Linked DNA regions of Homo sapiens: region 1 is linked to region 2. Evidence: chromatin loops called from intact Hi-C (ENCODE). Cell type or tissue: Calu3. All regions are shown on one strand.

What was found. A loop is a pair of places that touch in the nucleus more often than their neighbours do. Peaks named below come from ENCODE experiments on the same cell type or tissue, not always from the same donor. Only the 100,000 strongest peaks of a DNase experiment are listed, where the experiment ranks them.
Region 1: it touches region 2 in a loop (15-fold over the local background); 2 of 110 quality-filtered maps call a loop at or near these places.

What each region holds. Positions count from the first base shown.
Region 1 is chr6:68,875,827-68,878,326 of GRCh38, forward strand. The region is part of intron 3 of ADGRB3 (adhesion G protein-coupled receptor B3); the gene reads left to right. Among named protein-coding and RNA genes, the nearest start is that of ADGRB3, 240 kb to the left of the region's middle. In Calu3, a CTCF peak has its summit at 1,474 (motif pointing right); no DNase peak of the experiment used is centred here.
Region 2 is chr6:69,104,158-69,106,657 of GRCh38, forward strand. All of the region lies in intron 17 of ADGRB3 (adhesion G protein-coupled receptor B3), which reads left to right. Among named protein-coding and RNA genes, the nearest start is that of ADGRB3, 470 kb to the left of the region's middle. In Calu3, no CTCF peak of the experiment used is centred here; a DNase peak (open chromatin) is centred at 1,334.

The sequences.
Region 1 (2,500 bases), 230 kb before region 2:
TTAATTTTTTAAAAAACTTACATAGAATGAGAAGGAGAAAGCCTATTAATGTATACCATATTTCCCCCATATGATTATAAGTGCTGTTGTCATCCATATACTGTATGTTTAAGATTAATTGTTAGTGTTTTCAATTTAATGCTAAAGCATAAACTAGAATGAATCTTAGTGGGAGTTACTTGGAATATAAATATTAATTTTTATTATAAAACATTTATATTCATATATAATTCGGCTACTCTTAATTTTAAATATAAATAATTTAAATACTTATTCAATCAATAAATATGTATTAAGGATACCAATCAGACAGACACAGTCTCAGCTCTTAAGGAACGTCCTGTCTAGTTATTACTATACACATATACAAGATGACTTACAGGTAAAAAGATGTCAGACAGAAATGTGAACTGCTGCCTTGTGAAGGACTCCCTACGGGAGCTGTGTCTTGGTGGGATAGATGGAGCCTTCTTTCTAAGTATTGAAACTGAAGCGTATTAGTCAACAAAGAGATGATCAGGCTGTGATTAATAGACTCATTTAAACTAAACTCATAAGACCAAAGCACAGAAGTGAAAGCAGTATTTTGTTGATTTCTGAAAGGTGACACTAGTCCACGCTTTCATAGAAAGTGCCTGGGACTTGAAATTATTACTAGAAGATTTTGCTAAATATATAGTCGCAGCAAAAAGGATTGCTAGATTGTGTGAATGGATGGATAGTTTACTTTTCTTATAGGAAATCAGCTCTAGTCTATTCCTAGAATGGCTTTTTTGACCAAAATATTTTGTTTTCCATATATTGTTAGTCTTTATGGTCAATGATGAATAAACAGTGCTAAATACTTTCTTTTTATGGATGTACCAAAAGCAACATTTCAATTCATTAAGTAAACAGTTACATTTATGTATTGTCTTTCTCTGGTTACATCCTAGTCAACTTGATTAGAACTGGGTATTTATCTTCTGCAAAATATTTACAAACTGTTATGTATTTTTAGCATATGGCCATGTTTTCTTTTTATTGATGGTTTTAACTAGTTTACAGGTATGGCTCTTACTGATTTTTTTCAAAATTATAAATATTTTGTACACACCCATAATGCATTGAAAAAACTAGGGCTCAAGTGGCTATATGTTAATTTTAAATGTTTAATCAGCAAATAAATACTTCAAACATTTTATTTTGAAACACATCTTATAAATCATCTTTTTAAGTTTTATTACTAGTATTAGTATTATTTTGATCCACATATCTCTTGACTTTTTTCTTTTAAGTCCTTGATAAAATATTCATTAATTACTTAATGGGTAGCCTTTATAGTTCCCTTCAGAAAATATTCAGCAAGATAAATTTATGTGTAAATTAATGGGTAAAATTATATGATTGGATTCTTTATAAATAATCTACGTACTTTTTTTTTGTTTCTAGACATTATTAGTCTATACCCAACTTTAACCTTTAGGTGGCAGCATTTGAGAACAGTTATAGATACTTGCCACCATTTAGAAAAACAAGATGAATAGTGTATATGTTCAAAATAAAGAATTTAGGATTTTTTTTTTATTTAGACTCAGAACAATCGCTTATCAAGCACTGCACTATCTCATAATTTGTAACATTAAGAAGTATTTTCATATTCACATAAGGCTACTTTAGGTTTATAAAAAGTCCATCATTTGCATGGCCATTTGTTCACAGTTATACTTTCATTGAAGGCAGGGGTTCTTCCAAATGGATATTCCTAAAGGACCTTTGTTCTCAGCACATCTCCAATTTTAATGGATCTGGGCTAATTAGACATATCTGAAAATCTTTTCTAAAGTATTGAAAACAAAGACATTATCTTTCTTCTTGCAATTTATTGGTTTAAAAATACTTTACATTTATGTATAGTGAGAGATGAAAGGGCAAGTACAATATAAAACCAATTTATATCAAGGACTTTTTTTAATAGTCCATCTTAGTTGCTAACTAGAATAATCATCACAAAAGATACATTTTGCTGAATAACTGACCGATTAGTCTGATCTATCACTCCTATCTTGTTTTCTTTTTTTAAAAAATGAGGTCAACCAATTTTGCTTCACTAGCCAAGTACCTAATCAAGATCAGGCCATATATGAATAACTTCATTAAGATATATAATCAAGGCTAGAATCTATTATGTTTAATGGAATATGAGTGCTTAACTTTTACAGAGACTCATGTCAGCTTTTCTACAACTATAATTCCTGTTGCTGTATGATTAACTTTTTCATTATATTAAACTTAAAATTACTTTCTTTTATTTTTCTCTATTTGGATTTTAATATAGTTAAATAAATCTTTTAGGATAACTTTTTAAAATACTTCTTTTTCTTTTTATTGAAAAATGTTCCAATATTTTTATCCTGATTTCAGTTCAGAGGATTTTATTTTGTGTTTACTTCATTATTATAAGAAAGACATAAAATTTCAAATAACTTATTTAAAACCATGTTTATATATAGCTGATCCT
Region 2 (2,500 bases):
GTGTATCTCCCAATGCTATCCCTCCCCCCTCCCCCGACCCCACAACAGTCCCCAGAGTGTGATGTTCCCCTTCCTGTGTCCATGTGATCTCATTGTTCAATTCCCACCTATGAGTGAGAATATGCGGTGTTTGGTTTTTTGTTCTTGCGATAGTTTACTGAGAATGATGGTTTCCAATTTCATCCATGTCCCTACAAAGGACATGAACTCATCGTTTTCTATGGCTGCATAGTATTCCATGGTGTATATGTGCCACATTTTCTTAATCCAGTCTATTATTGTTGGACATTTGGGTTGGTTCCAAGTCTTTGCTATTGTGAATAATGCCGCAATGGTTCAGGATAGAGCTTAACTTCTGCTTGTGAAATTTTAGTTTAGAATTTTTGTTTTATTAGATTTTTTCAACATTTTAATAAAAATGTATAGGCAAATGAAATCATGTAAAGAATATGTTGCTCTTTTCTATAATATAGTATGGGAAGCTGTCACTTCTAACCAACTACTTTTGTGGTAAGAAAACAAAGAGTAACACTGAAAACACAATATGTGTTTCAGTAAAAATTTTCCTATTTGCTCAATAATTCAATATTTATTATCATATTTCATGGTAATACATTTCTGGAAGTTTATTTAAAAATTTATATTTAAACAATTAATTTGTAGTCTGCTCCAAGGAAGTTTCAAAAACATATGTGTATTATGTTTTACTGTTTCATTATCATCTGTTCATTTTCATCCAAAAGATATTTTTCTTGTGATTGGGAGACACCGGATATCATAATCAACATACAAGTTTTATGCTTTTGATAATATTTGAAAAGTGTTTTAACATTGTAGTTTATAGCAAATGACTTAATAATTGATCCTCAAGTAAGTGAAGTGGAAGGTTACTCAATACTAATGGTAGTAGGCAATATAGAATGGATGTTTGGTAGATACAACTTGTGCTCCACAAACTCTCAATTGCAAGAAATGTTTCATCATTCATTTTTCTTAAAATCAAATTTCATCTGATTCTGGACGCTTATCCTAGTGAGTTCCCTGGAAATTCCATCTACCATTATTGTACCACCCTTCCCTTTCTCCCACCTTTCCCTCCTGCCCATTTCAGCCTCTAAAATTTCCAGGGATCTAATGAAGACACTTGAGGACTTCCACTGGTACTGACTTCACTTTGGCTGCCATGGATGAGTAGCAGTGCTTCTGCTGCTATTTTGCCCTCCTCCTGGGCATGGAAATTTTTCTCAGAACTTGATTCAGACACATTCGTGTACCATGCAGCTATTTCCCTATTTCCTGCCCTCTCCTACTGTCAGTGTGAGTTCCTCAGGCCTACATCGCCCTCTGCCTCCTTCCTTTTGAAAAGTCTTGCCAGCTGTCTAGTCCAAGCTCATAATTTATCTCTTTCTCTTACCTCTCCCCAAACTCCCAGCCCCGTTTCTGCCAGGGCTAGTATTGCTTCTCAATACTATTGCTTCAGGCTTTTATAAAAGAAAAAACATTTAATATCCCAAAAATCATATAATGCAGTTACTAGTTTTATCTCTCTTTTATGAATGAGGAAATTGAGGGCAGGGCAGATGGAGTAGCATGCCCAAGGCTACAAAGCTAGAAAGTGTCAGAACCCAGATGTGAACACAGCCTAGCACCAGGGAGATCCAGTTACCTTGTTGAATGGGGGAAAACAAATATTAGAATAACATGCGGTGGCTCATACCTGTAATCCCAGCATTTTGGGAGGCCAAGGCGGGTGGGTCACCTGAGGTCAGGAGTTTGAGACCAGCCTCGCCAACATGGTGAAAGCTTATCTCTAGTAAAAATCCAAAAATTAGCCAGGACATGGTGGCTCGTGCCTGTAATCTGAGCTACTCGGGAGGCTGAGGCATGGGAGTCTAAGACAGAAGAATAGAAGAATTGCTTAAACCCGGGAGGCAGAGGCTGCAATGAGCTGAGATCGTGCCACTGCACTCCAGCCTGGGCAACAGGCTTTTTCTGTGAGACTGCGTTAAAAAAAAAAAAAAAAAAAGAAAAGAAAAGAAAAAAGAAAAGAAACTTTGAAGAAAATAAATTTGTTATGTTATTTTATGTTATTTTTATGTTATATTTTTATGTTACATTTATTACTAGTATTTGGCTAAGGCATGCCTGTCCATTCCAACCATGCATTTCCAGGCATATGCTTGTAAAGGAGTACAAGCTGTTTAATTAAACGGTGGTGTATGACAGGTCTAGGTTGAAGTTATATTTCTGCACCTCTATTTTCATTAGGCCTTATTTTTTCTGTCCGTATTAGTACTAAAAATGTAAGAAAATGCATTCGTGTACCCTCCTCCCTTCCATAAGAAAGTAAATCACCTTTTGAAAAGTATCTAAGTAAGTAAAAGCTTTTGCTCCTCAACCAACTTATTTCAATTACCATCACTGGTCAGATCCATTTGTTCACCAGGAGAATTCAATGAATCCAGCAGTTTGCCAGAGGCTTTAATCGTATGCTTTATAG